3 separate regions of the Homo sapiens genome follow, and all the other regions are linked to region 3. Evidence: read pairs that join two places in POLR2A ChIA-PET (ENCODE). Cell type or tissue: CD4-positive, alpha-beta T cell. All regions are shown on one strand. Each heading gives the region's core, and the rest is flanking DNA. Links, peaks and the distances in the headings are about the cores only.

Region 1 (5,715 bases), core at 1-5,000, 77 kb after region 3:
CCACCCTCCACACTGGCCACGCTGGGCTGCCCCAGAGCGGCCAGAAAGGAAGGTGGGAGCTAGCCCCATCCTCACTCAGAGGCCGGAAGGAGGAAGATGGCATCTCGCCAACTTCAGAGCCGAATGGCCTCTAGCCACACTGCTTCCAGACCCCAGACGGGGCAGCAGCAGCAGTTCCCAGAGGAGCACCCATTGTTGCAGCTAGGACCCACCAAGGATGGGACTCCTGGAGTCAGGTGCACACCAGGTAACCCAGGACCACGCTGTGCACCCCCAGTCTGCCCCTCTGCTCAGAACACAGAGGGATGGGAGGATGGCTTGGCAGTGGGAAGGCAAAAGAAGGCCTCTCTCACTCTGCCCCTGCCATACGCACCCGCTGAGGGTGTTAGAAGCAGTGGAGGCAGAGCTGGCCCTAAGCAAAAGAAGAAAATAAACCTCACCTTGTCCTTCCTATGGGCAGCCCTCACCCCAATCTAACTAACCTTCCCATCCTCCAGCCTAATCCAAAGAAGCCCTTGGCTTGAGGGGATGAAGGGCTTGCGTTCTAGTCTCCACCCCAGCCCCACAGGCAGCCAGCCAGCCAGCCCCACACAGAGGGGCCTCCTCAAGGCCTCACTGGGAGCCTCCTGTCCCCAGCCAAGGAGCCCTACAGACCTGGGGAAAAGCAGGCCCCTCCGCAAGGCCCCTGGGTGGTGCGGAGGCCGGACCGGCTAGGCCTCCCGCTGCTGGCCACTCCCAGGCCACGGGTTCCTAGGTCCCAACCACATTGGACTGCTCGCCACGCCACTGCCCTCATCCCAAACTGCTTTGTTCAAACAAAACCACCTTGTTTCAGTCTCCCCAAATGTCCAGTTCATTATCTTCCTCATAACCCATGGTCCCTATTAGGGTAGGATCATGAGACTAAGACCTATGAGAGCCACAAATCTGGACCAAAGTCCCATTCCCTGAACAGAGACCCAAACGACGAGGGTCCCAGAAGAGAGTTCAGTCCTGATCAGAAACCCATGGTGCCTTAGTCCTTGAAGAACAAAACTCTAGGAAGAAGATGCTGGAAGGCAAAGGGTATTCCCCCTCTTTCCCCACCCGCGTCTCTGTGGTGCCATGGGTGGGCCCAGGTACCCTGGGAAAGGTGGGAGAGCAGTCAAGGGTGGGTGTGTGATCTCCACTGGGCTCACTGGGCACCCCCGACACGGGGAAGTGAGAGCTGCCCGACTCCTGAGCCAGGCGTGGGTGACAGGAAGAGGACCTTGCAGCTAATCTGATTCATTAGAAACCATACCTGTTTATGTTTTGTGTAGCTCATCACAAGCCGCTTAGCCATATCACCCCCGTTATTAATTCTTGGGGTCTAAATTATGGGTAACACTATTAAAACATTATCAGAACTAATGAGAAACAATTACTTAGAAAATGAGCCGGGACAAGACTGAGTTGGGAACATCAGTGGTGATCACTGTAGATTAGTTTAATAAATCATCAGGTGCAAGGCAAGACTGACTGTATGTATGCAAAGCCCCGTCACGGGAAAATGAAATTGAGATTTTTTTTTTTTGCATAATTTTTTCATTAATCTCAATAGGACCCGTGTGGTGTAGATTGCTTTATTCCCCTAATACCTTGCCTGAGGCGGGGGGGGGGGGGGGTGCCCAATAATGTCTTCATTGTTTTACTGAGGTCTTAATGACAATCTGTGACAACCTCATTTTAATGTATAGAGGATTATATCAATACAGTCATGTTTTATTGAAATGGTGAAGGGAACTCCAGTCAGAGTCAGGCAGTGTCTGTGAGCACAAGTTAGGAAGTTTCTCGGCATCCGGGAGCGTTCCCGTCTGATGTCCCAGTGTTAGTCCTCCCGGCCGCCCTCCCCTCCTCTCCTCCAGGGACGGCTGGGAAAACAGTCCTGCGGGATGAAGACTTCACCGCCTCCGATTTGAATTTGAAAGTAACTCCTTCCGTGGCATATTTCGCTGGGCAGATAGAACAAACCATGTCGTTTTCCCCCGTCTCTAAAATAGACATATTATTATCATTCACACTTTTGCACCCGGTCGTTTTGCGGGAGTTCGGGAAACTGACTTTCTTCATTGGGGACATTGTAATTTTCTGATGATGCCACGAGGAGAAAAAAAATACGGGTTTGTTTTAATTGGAAGGACCTTCCGCTTTTATGATTTCGGTTTACCTTGGAAAACTGAATCTTCTGTGTTTTATTTCTTTCCTCTAGTACTAGAAAAGCAATGAATTAATTGCACAAAACAGGTTCTGAGACGGCCCGCAGGCCCCGAGCTCGTGGACGCGGCCGAGGGTCGGGTGTGACCCGCGGAGCCGCTGCCAGGCTTCCCAGCTCGTCTTCGCGGGGAGGCGGGAGGCAGGACCAGACCCCAGCATTTCAGCGTGAAAGTCTTCGCCTTTCTTTCCGCGCTGTCTTTCCCGCGGGCGGAGCGGCGTACCTGAGCGCGGTCCCCACGGAGGATCAGTGACTTTCCCAGACCCCGCGGGCGAGCCCGCGCTTGGGACCCGGCAGCTCTGCGCGGGCTGGTTTTGGAGGGGGTGGTGTTCGTTTGTTTAAATTCCAGTTGTTATTTGGCAGCATATCGCCTTCCGAGTCAGTAAGAATTGCCCACGACGTAAAGAGCGACTTGCAGGAAGGGGCCGAAGCCGTCGTTAGCGCCCGGGCGGCGGCGGCCACTCGAACCCCGTTTCCGCCAAGCGCGCTGCAACCTGCGGGGCGAGTTCGTTTTGTTTTGCCAAAATCATTTGGGGACTTCTTTGTCATTCATGCCCTTCCTTTTAAATGATTTTTATTTTTTTCCACTGTAAGTGACCGGCTGGGTTTGACTTTTGCTTCTTCCGACGGAAGGGCACCGCGAGCCGGGGTGGGCGGCCCCGCGGGCAGGAGGAGCGCGGGGTACACGCGGTGGCCGCAGACGCCGAGCCCTGCGGAGCCCCGAGGCCTCGTCGCCCGCGCCCCCGGTGCGCGCGGAGCCGGGGCCGAGGCCGGGCCAGGAGGAGTGTGGCGGCCCAGGAGGCCTGGACTGTGGGCCCTGCTCGCCCGCCCGCCGCGGGCCGCCCGGAGCCCGCGCGCCTGTCGCGCAGCCCGGCTGTAATGGTGGCAGATCAAAGGCGGCCCCGTGTCCCCGCGGAGCCCGGGACAATCCCGCGCCTTTGTGCGCTGTTGCTAGGAGCCCGAGAAACTAAGAGAAAGTGTCAGGAGCATGTTAATCAGACTCGTTACACTGTAACAATAACGTCTCTCTCGGGTCTCCCAGGCCCCAGTACCCCCGCGCACCCTGCGCGCAGGCCGGACACCTGCGCAGGGCCCTTGCGCCCGCCCTGGGGTCCCGCCGGCCCTGGGGTCCCTGCAGCCCCGAATCCGCACCCGAGCCACGCGGAACGACTAGCCCCGAGGGGCCCCGCAGGCTCCCGGTGCAGCTCCCTGGTCGTGGTCTCCTTGACCGAAGCCCCGGCCTCACACCGCCTGGCCGCGAGCCCGAGGGACGCAGGGACGATCCCGGTCCCCTGCTTTTCAGTCCTCCAGTCGAATCGCCCACTTTGTTCAATCACAGTATTCGAATCAAGAGGAAAATGAACATTCCCTTTATGGTAGCTTTTTGGTTATGAGTTTTGGCAAAACTGTTAAATCAACTTTGCCGATTTCCCTTGGGAATCCCTGGAGGCCACTCTAAGTGGTAATCCCAAGTTTAAGAAGGAAATGGGGAAATTTTGCTGAGAGTAAAGATGTCGCCGAACTTTTTGAAGGGATTTGCTTCATTCATTCATTTAGTCATTCAACAGACACCTGTTGAACCCGACTGGGTGCCAGAGGGGCCAGTCACAGGACTTATTCCAGATGAACTTTTCTTTTGAAATTAGAATGCCCTTGTGGAAGCCAAAGGAGGAGCAGAGGCCTAAAATAATGTCAAGTGTCAAAGCAAAAAGAAGTGCCATTGGCTACTACAGTGTGTGATGATAACAAGAGAGGTGCGAATTAGGAATTAAAAACGTTTGAAAAACTACAGGCCATATGCTTTGAAACCAGCCACTTTTTCCATCTTTCATCTCCCTCTCCCCTCCGGTTTTGGTGGGCAGGAGCTATGCCAGGCTGCAGTCCTCAACCCGTCAGAGGCCTGCCTGAGGTCTGAGGAGTGAGGCCAGGCCTTCTGTTTGTACACAGCCTTTCAAACGTGCAGAGAGACACACTCCATCCTGGCCCCATTCCCCCTTTGCTCATACGCAGGGAACTGGAAACCTGTCCTCAAGATTAGGGCTGAATTTGGCCAAGTTAAGGTGCTTTTCTCCCATACAAGCTCTTGTTCGAGAACAAACCCATTCTGGAAGGTATAGAAGGGGGCCAGACTTCCAGAGTCAAGCTACCCGCACCTAAGTCACAGGACAAAGCTGGCTGTCACCAGGATGGGTGTAAGACAGCCTCTCAACTCACCTGTGCCTACCATTGACTGAGGAGGAATCCCAAAACTGTGTGAGACTCCTCTGTCGGTGAAACTTTCTCTCTTTCACCGTTGCATGCAACATGTAAACATATAGAAAACTGGGTCGGGTGCAGTGACTTACGCCTGTAATCCCAGCACTTTGGGAGGCTGAGGTGGGCAGATCACTTAAGGTCAGGAGTTCAAGACCAGCCTGGCCAACATGGTGAAACCCCGTCTCTACTAAAAATACAAAAAATTAGCTGGGTGTGGTGGCGCATGCTTGTAATCCCAGCTACCCGAAAGGCTGAGGCAGGAGAATCGCTTGACCCGGGAGGCAGAGGTTGCCCAAGATCCTGCCACTGCACTCCAGCCTGGGCAACAAGGGCGAAATGCCGTCTCAAAAAAAAGAAAGAAAGAAAGAAAGAAAACTGGGCAGGTTCCCTGGGGATTGGAGCCCCAGGCCTGGAAGGAACTTTAGAGATTCCTTTCATTACATAAATAAAGGAGTTGATACGCTGAAAACTCCATCTTACAAAAAACAAGAGAGGCCGAACACTGGCTATGTGATGATGATAAAATAGCTGGCTAAAGGGGAGAGATTCAGTGACAAGAAACTGGATTTCTTTGGTTTACATAACGCCAAATAGCTGGTTTGGCTGGGTTCTGTTTTGTTTTTAAACACAGAATCAAATTTCCTTCATAATCAGACACACTAATAGAATCAAGAGAAAAATGAACATTCCATTTTAGAGAGCTTTGTGGTAGAGAGTTTCTTCCAAAGACTCCATACTCTAGGCATCTGGCTTAATGTTAAAAAGGGGCAGGGGGATGGTCTTTTGAGTTCTGTGAAAGGAAGAACGTAAAAACCAACATGAACTTCTGGCTTCGATTTTCTGGGAGAACTGTGCTGGCTAATAACCCAAACCCCCAAATGAGGACAAGGGCACATCCATTTTTCCCCATCTAATTTCCAGGGCCTGGAATTCGTGCGGTGGCTCTCGGGAGCTTCTCCCAGGCTGGCAGAAGGGAGCTCCAGCTACTGCCTGCCCCCGCCCCTGTGTACCCACATCAGTGACAGCATGGCTCTCTCAAGAGGCCCTGGCCACTGTCCACACTGATCTTTTCCGAAGCCTTTGCACAAGCTGTAACCCTCCCTCTCTATGACACCCAACAAACGCCAAAGCATTCTTTAAGACACAGCTTGAAAGCCACTCCTGAGAGATCCTCCCAGCTCCCCTAGAGACAACTTGCTGCTCTTCCCTTAGTCCTTCTGTTGCAC
Region 2 (5,851 bases), core at 425-5,424, 85 kb before region 3:
CATGCCAGGCGAAGAGGAAGGGCAAGGTGGCTCCCTCCGGGTATGGAGATGGGGTGAGCCTGGGGACAGTGGAGCCTCTGAGCAGAGGACTCCAGAGGCTCAGGGAGCAGCAGAGCCGCCCAAGATGATAGACAGGAGCTGAAGGCCAGAGGGGACCACGCCTGGAGTCTTGGCGGGAGGAGCATGGACACAGGACCAGGGAGGGAGCCCCAGAGGCAGTGCCGACCATCCTGCTAAACACACGGAACGGCCTCCCCATTCTTTCCCCTAAAGAGTAGGGGCTTGGGCCAGGCACGGTGGCTCACGCCTGTAATCCTAGCACTTTGGGAGGCCGAGGCAGGTGGATCACCTGAGGTCAGGAGTTTGAGACCAGCCTGGACAACATGGTGAAACCCCTTCTCTACTAAAAATACAAAAATTAGCTGGGCGTGGTGGCAGATGCCTGTAGTCCCAGCAACTCAGGAGGCTGAGGCAGGAGAATCACTTGAGCCCCGGGGGCTGAGGTTGCTGTGAGCCGAGATCGTGCCACTGCGCTCCAGCCTGGGTGACAGAGTGAGACTCTGTTTCAAAAAAAAAAAAAAAAAAAAAAAAGGCGGGGGCTTGGAGAGGAGAGGAGGGGTCCTGGTTTTGTTGTACTTTGTTAATATAGACCAGATTTCGGCAGATTGCACTGTATAAAGAAAAATAAACATGGACAGAAAAGTTGTATGGTCAAAATTGAAGTAGCAAAGCCTTCTTTAAAAGTTGAAATTACTTTTGTTTCTTTACTAAAGCACAAAGTCTAGTTGCAGAATATATGTCTATCTTAGCCTGCTTTAAGAAAAAAAAAAAAAAGCGGCTGAGCCCAGGGGCTCATACCTGTAATCCCAGCACTTTGGGAGGCCATGGTGGGAGGATTACTTGAGGCCAGGAGTTTGAGATCAGCCTAAGTAACATAGCAAGACTCTGTCTCTACAAAAATAAATAAAAGACTGCAGCTGCTTATATTAAAAAAAAAAAAAAGGCCAAAGAATGCCTCAAAGCATTGAAATAAAACTTACTGATGGTTTCACCAGCAGAACAGAGACATTGGCCACTGTTTAAGCTGTGCTAGATGATAAAGAAGGCCATACATTAGTTTCAAAGTCAGAGTAGACAGAGGCGGAGGGTAGATAGGTGTTAGCAGGATGGCTCTCACGGACGTGCTGGGGCCACATGGACAGTGGACCCCTGGATGGGGAGGGAGGAAGGAAGGGCCTCGGACATCTCCTGATGTGAAGAATCCTGTGTTCTCAATTTTAACCTCTTTGTTTCTAGCCAAGAAGTAAACTGAATAACATACTCCACACCAGAATGGTTTCACTTAGCTTTCGTATCTCAGGAACTGGGCTTCAGTTCTGCAGTGAGAACTGTCCTTTAATTGCTTCTCCCCTGGAGGCTGATGTGGTGACATACTTTGGAGCACAGGGCATACAGGCATCCCTGCACGAACGGTACCAGGGGCTTGGGATGGCTGCAGCACATTCTGCTGGGGCTTTGTTTTCCTTGGGGCTATGTTTGTTTTTTCTTTTTCCCTTCTTTCTTACTGTTTCTTTTTTCTGGATGCATTATGTTCTTTAAAGACTAGTGATTTTCCACACCAAATTATTTTAGAAATTTCAGCATTATATGGCAGTTTTTTTTTTTTTTTTTTTTTTGAGACAGGGTCTTACCTTGTCACCTTGTCACCTATACTGGAGTGCAGTGGCACAAACACGATTCACTGCAGCCTCAACCTCCCCGGGCCCAAGCCATCAGTCTTCCACCTCAGCGTCCCCCACCAACAAGTAGCTGGGACCACAGGCACATCCCACCACACCCGGCTAAGTTTTGTATATTTCGTAGAGATGGGGTCTCAGCATGATGCCCAGGCTGGTCTCAAACTCCTAGGCTCAGGCAATCCTCCCTCCTTAGCCACTTACAGGTGTGAGCCACTGTGCCTGGCCTATTTTAAAGGTGTTTTTTCTTTCTTTGGTTTCGGAGAGAAATCAGTTTCCTGTGTATCTTAAGCTGTGTGGATAGGGGGATTGTGATAATGGGTCATTATTTTATAATTTTGCTATTTTAAATGAGTTTTAAAACCTGTAGCCAGTTTCTGATCTCAGGGAACATACCTATTAACTCAAGGTGTTACAAATATCTTGACAGCTTAAAAATTGAGTTAAGATATGAAAATAAGATATGAAAATATGAAAATACTGTGCTGTAATACAAGAGGCATTCATTACCTTTTCCCTGCCCATCAGTCTCGACAGGATAACTTTACACTTGACCCAAAGATATTTAAAAATACATCCGCTTTCTTTGAAACTTCTGTGTCAGTGTTTTTCATTTGAATGATTAACAGAAGCACATTGGTTTGTAGGTAAATAGTAAATAGGTAATTCTACTTGTTTTTCTAATTTTTAAAATGCTTTACAAATAATTATTAATGATACTGTATGATTAAGGAAAGGGAATTTGTATGAAGCTAATTTGAAGGTAATTGGCTTTTGCATTTATTTATTCATGTATATATTTAATTCGCATCTGTTATGTGTCAAGTATAGTGCAGGAGTCAGCAGAAAAAGTAATTCCTAAAATCATGGCTCTTGAAATCAGTTATTTGTCTTTGTTTTTCCTCCTCAAAGATTACTCCCTGTTCAGTCTTGTTAATGTGATCAGAGATTTATATTAACTTTTAAGATCTCATAATCCCAATAATGTAAGATATAGTAGAGATGAGTAGAGAACAGAACTTAAAAAAAAAAACAAACTGTAATTACTAGGAAATTGACTCTACCAGGGAAATTAACAGACTTGTCCAAAATTGTCCCTGTAGACAGAGAGGGCTGGTAAGGCTGGAATGAACCCGTCGTAATTTGAATGCTTAAAACTTTTTCCATTTTATTGTCAAAATTATTGCCTGAACTTCCTTTTTCTCCTCATTTGCCTATTTCCCTTGCTTTTTATCTTGTGCACCACCAGTATACAACATAGTGGTGTTTAACTACTTCCTGAAGGCATTATTAGTCATCAGGAACACCAGGTCATTATCGAAGTAGATAAATGGGCATTCCGCCCATCGACTACCCCTTGGACTAATTTGGAAAATATGGTTCCTTCCCTCAGAAGAAACAGCCCATGCTCCTCTGGACACTTATAAAATAGCCATGCGCACGTCTCTGTTCCTTCTGAACAACTGGAATTAATGTGTCCTGCTTGATGCTAAACTGGAGTTTAATTCACAATGGCAAGGACGCTTCACCTAGAATATCTGTCCATGTGAAAGGTGGGGAGCAGTGCAGCTTCCATCTCCCTGTCTGTTTTTTGGTGGGCTTTCAGCTTTTCTGTCCCATGACTGTTAGTGACTGCAGCGTAACCCCAAATCTTTCACCAGATGTTGTCTCACCATCTTAAGGAAAGAAGAAAGTTCTAATGGATGTTTTGAATGTGCTCGACTTTTATTTTGTTCAGACCCAAACTGAATGAGGCAGAGGTTAAAATCTTTTCTTGTTCCATCTGAGTAAGCACGAAAACCTATGATCCTTAATCTTTTAGAAGAAAAATAACCCTTCTCTGTTAGTGGGATTTCTGATTCATTTCTTCTGCCCTGCTCCCCTGCTCTGCATTTTTTTAGTCAAATACTGTCTGGACTTTTGTGAGCCAATAACCTCCCTCCTCACCTCATTCCCCTCTCTTCCCCTCCCCTGTGATCACACAAAGAGCAGAGAGCCCTCAAAAGCCTGGGTTTCTGGGTTTTGTATTTTAAAGAGAGGATGAAATACTTGCTGTACTTCAAAACATAAAACCGATCTGTTAAAACTTTCCCAAAAGAAACTGATTGGCATCAGCATAGGGGGAATAAGAAAAGTAAGAGAAATTGAGATTAAAAAAAAAAAACAAAACGGAGGAGAATGTAACGTTGGCCATTGTAATTCATACCAAACTGACTTTCCTTTAGTGCAAACTAGTAGGCGTGGCAATGACTTCAAACCTCCCAAGTTAGGGAGCCCTGAAATCTTTCTACTTACTGATATCTCTGAATAATAACCAGGGCCCATACACGGGGCTGGGATTTGATAGTCGAGGCCTTCAGTCCTAACCATTTTGCCCTGTAACTTAGATCAGGACCTATACATTTATTTGTCCATGGCTACACCCATAGACATATATTCTAACGCAGGGGCCATGAACCAAATCCCATGTACTGCCCATTTTTGTACAGCCTTCTACCTAAGAATGAGTCTTCCAGATGAATGATTCGATGATAGGGAACATTACCTTTGAACCCCAGTTAAGCAAAATGCTGTTCCCCCCAAAAGATTTCCGTTCTTCTCACAAGTAGAACTATATTACTATAGAAGTCTACTATAAAATATAGTAGAACTATATTACTATAAAATCTACCCAGTTTTATTTTGAATTTCACCAGTAAAAAAATTTGTGGAAATTTGTGTTCTCACTTGCTATACCAGCGCATATATAACATCTTCCCATTTGTCTCTCAGCCCGCAAAGTCTGCAGTATTTACTATCTGGCCCTTTCAGTCAGAAGTTTGCTGAGTGCTGCTCTAAGCTGTCACAAATAGAGATGATTTTGAAGGGAAAAAAAGATATTCTCACTATCATTCTTTGTCTTTGCCTGAATCTCTGTTTTAGCTTTTTGTTGTTGTTGTTTGTTTGCTTGTTTGTTTTTAGAGGCAGAGTCTCGCTGTGTCACCTAAACTGAAGTGCAGTGGTGTGATCATAGCTCACTGCAGACTCAAACTCCTGGGCTCAAGCCATCCTCCCGCCTCAGCCTCCTGAGCAGTTAGGACCACAGGCGGGCACCATTGCACCCAGCTAATTTTTAAATTTTTTTGTAGAGATGAGATCTTTGCTATATTACCCAGGCTGGTCTTGAACTCCTGGACTCAAGTAATCCTCCCACCTCAGCCTCCCAAAGTGCTGGGATTATAGGTGTGAGCCACCACACCCAGCATTTTTTTTTTTTTAAGAGTGAAGTTTCTCTGGTTAATGTGAATGTGAGTTAATAGGCTCTGGCTTGTGCAGTGCAGTGCCCTGAGAAAACTGATATTAATTGTACAGTTGTGAAATGTGGTATAATATTGTCAATAGCAGCTTGTTTAAAAAATTTAGATTGCAAAATAAAATAAACCTGTGTTTCCATATATAAAACAGGCAGCAATAATAGTACCTACTTCAAAGGACTGTCCAAAGGATTAAGTGAGATAATGTAAATAAGGGATTTAATAAATGTTAAAGAGAAAAAAATCTACCATTGAGAATATGTTTGTTTGCACAAGACTTGGTACCTTTATCTTAGCATACTGTATCTTAGACAGATACAGTATCCCTAATACACTGTAGATACCTAAATCATGCTTCTCATCGATTTCAGTTAATACAAAATATAGTCCTATATCTCTTTTCAACACAATTCTGATTTTAAAGGAAGGGTCTTCTTAAAGGAAGACCATTGTTTGTTTGAAACAGAATTACTATATCCTATACGTTTCTTTTCTTTTTTTTTTTTTTTTTTTTTTTTGAGCTGGAATCTCGCTCTGTCATCCAGGCTGGAGTGCAGTAGCGCAATCTTGGCTCACTGCAACCTCTGCCTCCCGAGTTCAAGCGATTCTCCTGCCTCAGCCTCCTAAGCAGTTGGGATTACAGGCACCCGCCACCACGCCCAGCTAATTTTTGTATTTTTAGTAGAGATGGGGTTTCACCATGTTGGCCAGGGTGGTCTCAAACTCCTGGGTGATGTGGCCGCCTCAGCCTCCCAAAGTGTGGGGATTACAGTATGAGCCACCGCACCCGGCCATCCTATATATTTCTAAGATAAAATTTTA
Region 3 (5,851 bases), core at 634-5,633:
CCTTGTCTCTAAAAATAAATAAAAAATTGGCCAGGCACGGTGGCTCAGGCCTGTAATCCCAATACTTTGGGAGGCCGAGGCAGGCGGATCACTTGAGGCCAGGAGTTCAAGACAAACATGGTGAAACCTCGTCTCTACTAAAAATACAAAAATTAGCCATGCATGATTGTGTGCACCTGTAATCTCAGCTACTCTGGAGGCTGAAGCAGGAGAGTCACTTGAACCCAAGAGGCAGAGGTTGCAGTGAGCCAAGATCGCGCCACTGCACTCCAGCCTGGGTGACGGGGAGTGAGAGCCTGTCTCAAAAATAATAATAATTAACTAAAATTTAATTAAAAATTTTAAAATTTTTTGTTAAAGATCTATCAGCAGAGCAGCCTGGCTGCATTTTGTATAGGTACAGTTATCCATACTTCAATTGTTTCTGAATTCCAGTCAAACAACTTAACATAGTAATTATATTCGCAATGACTAACTTAGTATTTACCAAGTGCCCAAATGTTCAAGGCATTGCACTGGTTAGATTTGGCAGAGGACAGAGAAATATGAAATAGCAATTTTCTTTTTCACATTGTCCAGTCTAAGCTCTGGCTATAACTTCTATATTTGGCATAAACAACAGTCACCAGAGACCAATAAGACTTGGTCATTTGTTCTGATTTGAACTCATTTGTTTAACAAATGAGAAGATTTAACATCAAAATGCCAACCTTGGGACAGATATCTGTTTTCCAAGATGCTGAAGCTTACCACCAAATGATATTTTGATGTGCTATTTAGGATGTTTTTGCTTGAAACTGGCTCTCAATGACTGTGCCCTTACTTTTGCTGGTCAGGAGCACAGTGAAATTGCTCTGAAAACAAGCAAGTGTCTTAGAACCCCAAGAATGAGGCAGTAGCCTCGTAAAATGGGCCCTGCTATGACCTGAATGTATGTGTCACCCTCAAATTCATGTGTTGAAACCTCAATGTGATGGTATTTGGAAGTGGGGCCTTTGAGGAGTGATTAGGTCATGAGATGGAGCCCACATGAACTGGACTAGCGCCCATATGAAAGAGGCTCCTCAGAGCTCCCTTGCCCCTTGGGCCCTGGGTGGACACAGTGAGAAAGTTCCATCTATGAACCAGGAAGCAAGTCCTCACCAAACACCGAATTTGCCAGTGCCTTGATCTTGGACTTCCCAGCCTCCAGAACTGTGAGAAAGAAATTTTTATTGTTTATAAGCCACCCAGTCTATGGTATTTTGTTATAGAAGCCCACATGGACTAAGGCTCCCAAGAAGATAAATATGCCAACTGTTTTCTAGTGCCTTCAGGCTGGGGCTTCATGGAAGTGGTGGGGAGCCTGAACGTGCGCTGCGGATAGGGTTTTACTTCCTGCTACCCATCAACCATGGGATAATGCCTGACAAAGATGCGAATGACCCCGGAAATGTGAGTGAAGGCCATGTAATTATGTAGGCTTTCACTCCTTCTTTCTCAGCCGATTCAGCTCTTAGCCAGATTCTCTTGTTCCATCACCAGGTTTTATCCCTGCTAACTTTCTTTCCCCAGGAATGATTTTCATTGAGATCGTAGTGTGTTTCCTCAAAAGAAGACTAGATTGTAATTGGGTGTCCTTAGATGTAGAACAACTCTCCTGTTTAGATTTCAACATATATATCTTTAGCTTTAATGTGTGTATGAGAGAGAGAGAAAGGAGAGGAAAGGAGACGAGAGGAGAGGAGACGAAAGGAGAGGGGAGGAGAGTGGAGGAGAGGGAAAGTGATTAAGAGAGAGAAGATGTGAAAACTTAAGCACTGGCCGGGTGCAGTGGCTCACGCCTGTAATCCCAGCACTTTGGGAGGCCGAGGCGGGCGGATCACGAGGTCAGGAGATTGAGACCATCCTGGCTAACACGAAACCCCGTCTCTACTAAAAATACAAAAACTTAGCCGGGCGTGGTGGCAGGTGCCTGTAGTCCCAGCTACTCAGGAGGCTGAGGCAGGAGAATGGCGTGAACCCGGGAGGCAGAGCTTGCAGTGAGCAGAGACGGCGCCACTGCACTCCAGCCTGGGCAACAGAGCGAGACTCTGTCTCAAAAAAAAAAAAAAAAAAAGAAAAGAAAAAAGAAAAGCACTGAGCTAAAGTAAAGAAAAACCACTGGGCAGGACATGGTGGCTCATGCCTATAATCCTAGCACTTCGGGAGGCCAAGGCAGGAGGATTGCTTGAACCCAGGAGTTTAAGACCAGTCTCAGCAACATGGTGAAACCCCATATCTACAAAAAAATTTTAAAATTAGTCGGGCGTGGTGGCACACACCTCTAGTCTTAGCTACATGGGAGTCTGAGGCAGGAGGATCGCTTGAGCCTGGGAGGTCAAGGCTGCAGTAAGCTGTGATCACACCACTGCACTCAGCCTGGGTGACAGAGTGAGAACTTGTCTCAAAAGGAAGGAAGGAAGAGAAGGAAGGAAGGAAGGGAGGGAGGGAAGAAGTGACGGAAGAAGTGAGGGAAGGAGGAAGGGAGAAAAAAAAAAGGAAAGACCTGGATTCCAATTCTTGCCCTATTTCTGATCAGATATGAGAACTTATGTGGCAGAGATCAGTCAGCTGGTTACCAGAACCCATTTCCTCTTCCTCCTGGCACACAGATCTACTTCCACCCCTCCTCTGCAGTTATCTGTCACCTTAGGATTACACTTTGGCTGATAGCATGTGAGTAGAAAGGATGTTTACTACTTCTAGCTCCTGCCCACAAAACTTTTCACTCTCTGTGTTCTTTCTCCGTCCTCGGGTTGATTGTTAATAGAGAAAGACTGTGGGAGTTACGGGTTAAAGATGATAAAGCCACTGGCAGCCAGGACCCCTGAAGATCACATGGAGCAGAAAACACACACACACACACACACACACACACACACACACACGGACACACACTGCCACACTGCCACTGATCAGATTCGACATGAACAGGAAAGGCACTACTATTATGCTAATCCTCTTTAATTGTGGGGTTTCTCTGTTACAACAACTCATACTGCTGGAGCTGAAATGTGTTGCGAAGTCATTTTAACCTCTTCTGTTTCTATAGCTGTGATGTAGGATTTGCTTTTTACAAAGCTTCACTTAATCCACTTGAGATTGAAATGTGGTGTGTGTAAAAAAGCTTTCCTTATTCCATGTTCTTTTCCAGCCCTTCCCTGGGCGTTTGTACTTAGTTGCAGTAACAGTTTAAATATAATTTTACATTAGCTCTTTTTCACTTAGCACACCAGAAGCATTTTTCCGCATCTCCACAGTCTTCATAATTATAAATGTTAATGACTGCTTAATATTCCATCAAGCTGATGCACTGTAATTGTCTAAAACAAGTGTGAGATGTTGCTGTTATATCCTGCTTTGAGAAAATCCAACTTATCAAGACAAAAAAATTCTCTACAAGGGGACTTTTATATATTGAGTGCCTTACGTTTCCAAGGTATAATTTAAATTACACAAATTTAATAGGCCAGGCGTGGTGGCTCACACCTGTAATTCCAGCACTTTGGGAGGCTGAGGCGGGAGAATCGCTTGAGGCCAGGAGTTTGAAACCAGCCTGGTCAACATAATATCTCTACAAAAGAAAATTTTTTAAAAAATTAGCCAGGTATGGTAGCACATGCCTGTAGTTCCAGCTTCTGGGGAGGCTGAGGCAGGAGGATCACTGGAGCCCAGGAATTTGAGGCTACAGTTAACTATGATTATGCCACTGCACTCCAGTCTGGGTGACAGTGAAACCCTGTCTCAAAAAAAAAATTAATAGACCCTCAGTCACCTACTATACAGAGCAAAGTACTTGTATTATCACTGGGAAAAAATTTATATATATATATATATATATATATATATATATATATATATATATATATATAATATTTGTCAGGGTTGTCTGGGGGACAGAACCAATAGGATATATATAGATATATAAGAGGGGATTTATTATGGGAATTGGCTAACGTGGTTAGGGAGGCTGGAAAGTTCTGCGATCTGCTGTCTGCAAACGGAAGACCTAGAAAAGCAGGTGGTGTGATTCATCTGAATCCAAAAGCCTGAGAACCAGGGAGGCCACATATGTAAGTCTCCAGATCTGAAGGCCCCGCAGCCAGGAGCTCTGAAGTCAGGAAAAGATAGATGCCCCAACTCAGGAAGAGCGAGAATTTGTCCTTTGCATTCTACTCACCTTTTTATTCTATTTAAGCCCTCAACAGATTGGATGATGCCTGCCCACCTTGGTGAGGGCAGATCTTTTTTACTTAGTCTATTGATTCGAATGCTAATGTCTCCCAAAAACACCCTCACAGGTATACCTAGGAATGTTTTACCAGTGATCTGGGCATTCCTTAGCCCAGCCAAGTTGACACATAAAATTAACCATCACGGATTTATACCTATAAAGTTGGACATTTGCACTCAGTGGCTGCTGGTTGCAGAGAATCCCAGCTTCCCTAAAGCAGACCTCACCCAGGTGATTTTCCCCAAGTGTCGGGCCCTCTCCATCTGTTGTCCCATCTATGCTGTGTCTCGCGGAGGCTGCTGTGTCTGTTTCTTAGCATAGGATGAGGGAGCTGACACTTCTGCATGAGCTCAGAGGTCAAAGGGCAGTTTGCCTTGTCAGGTGGCAAGGCACCTGGGCTTTAAGGTGAACATTGCACACGGTCCGCCCAGGCACTGAGGAGTGTCTAGGGGGCAGTGAGGGGGTCCTGCACTCCCGTGCACTCACACTTATATTTGCATCCATTGTTTTTGTACATGCTCATATTTAAAAATTTTTGTCTTTATTGCACAAACAAGAGTGAAACAATCACTCAGAAACTTACCATAGTAACAGCCCAGCAATCAATGGACTGCTTCCATATACTCTGTTTGCCTACCTCCCCCCGACTCCCCACCCCCACCCAAAGAATGTCTACCTAGCTGTATTTGTCTGAGACAGTTTTGTTTTCTCCTTTGGTCCTGTAACCCTCTGCAGGGATCATTGTCATGTTGCTTCACAGTCTCAATCTTAGGACAAGATTAATATTGCACCATCTACATTCTCACCGTTGGAGTAGTCACTCTAACAATTTGCAGAAATATTTAACCCAGAATTCACCATCTGGATCAAAATTCTGACAATTTGCATGTGTGTGCTGGGAAAAACATTTAGGTTTCGTGTGAACTCAGATTAGAGGAGCGGAAGGAGCTCAGCTGTTCTCCGGTCGGGATGGCACCATGTGTTGTTTAAATGTGTGCATTATCGTGAGCGTCCATCCTGTGTTATTAAGTGAAAATGTCTTCCAAGAAGGATCCTTAGCATGTTGTTTCATTGTTTATGTACATTACCATACATGTTTAATATGGCAGAGAAGGAAAACATAAATTGTGTCTACTACTGTACAGTATCTTATAGTGTACAAAATGCAATGAGTGCCCATTCCATGTTAAATAATTAGGTGATTTGTGTTTTAAATGCTTTATATGATGTAGAAATACTTTATGTGATGTAGAAACTGCTTGGTGGAAGCAATTAAGCTTTCTAATATTATTTGAGGGAATTGATTGGGGTTTCCGGATGGGCTGGGAACACAGTAATCTTGGTCCTATTCCTAATAATGGAATACAGGCTCCCACTATCCAAACTTACCATTTTCAGGAATGGGTTAGATTTTTGGTACTGAGGGATGTCTATATTTATCGGTATCCTCGACTTGGCTTTGAGCATCATAAGATCAGGAACTTAATGTACTCATCTTTGGATGCCCAGCACCTAACCGTGCCTGGCATTTAGTTGGTTTAATTCACATTATTCTGTGACTACACCAATGAACAGATGTGTCACAATTTATCAAAA

Evidence for each region. ChIA-PET counts read pairs that join two places held together with the same protein. Peaks named below come from ENCODE experiments on the same cell type or tissue, not always from the same donor. Only the 100,000 strongest peaks of a DNase experiment are listed, where the experiment ranks them.
Region 1: POLR2A ChIA-PET joins it to region 3 with 6 read pairs; 3 of 35 experiments call an interaction of 5 or more read pairs at or near these places.
Region 2: POLR2A ChIA-PET joins it to region 3 with 5 read pairs; 3 of 35 experiments call an interaction of 5 or more read pairs at or near these places.

What each region holds. Positions count from the first base shown.
Region 1 is chr13:99,893,106-99,898,820 of GRCh38, forward strand. All of the region lies in intron 1 of CLYBL-AS3 (CLYBL antisense RNA 3), which reads right to left. It also overlaps a transcript of CLYBL not described here. Among named protein-coding and RNA genes, the nearest start is that of CLYBL-AS3, 61 kb to the right of the region's middle. RefSeq lists enhancers at 1-97, 98-651, 1,832-2,333, 2,334-2,833. In CD4-positive, alpha-beta T cell, for the core only: no CTCF peak of the experiment used is centred there; no DNase peak of the experiment used is centred there; H3K4me3 peaks cover 1,250 bases; H3K27me3 peaks cover 1,839 bases.
Region 2 is chr13:99,730,516-99,736,366 of GRCh38, forward strand. All of the region lies in intron 1 of CLYBL (citramalyl-CoA lyase), which reads left to right. Among named protein-coding and RNA genes, the nearest start is that of CLYBL-AS1, 4.4 kb to the left of the region's middle. RefSeq lists an enhancer at 1-745. In CD4-positive, alpha-beta T cell, for the core only: no CTCF peak of the experiment used is centred there; no DNase peak of the experiment used is centred there.
Region 3 is chr13:99,815,576-99,821,426 of GRCh38, forward strand. The region is part of intron 2 of CLYBL (citramalyl-CoA lyase); the gene reads left to right. All of the region lies in intron 1 of CLYBL-AS3 (CLYBL antisense RNA 3), which reads right to left. Among named protein-coding and RNA genes, the nearest start is that of CLYBL-AS1, 90 kb to the left of the region's middle. RefSeq lists a silencer at 2,283-2,453. In CD4-positive, alpha-beta T cell, for the core only: no CTCF peak of the experiment used is centred there; a DNase peak (open chromatin) is centred at 2,656; H3K4me3 peaks cover 483 bases; H3K27ac peaks cover 1,110 bases.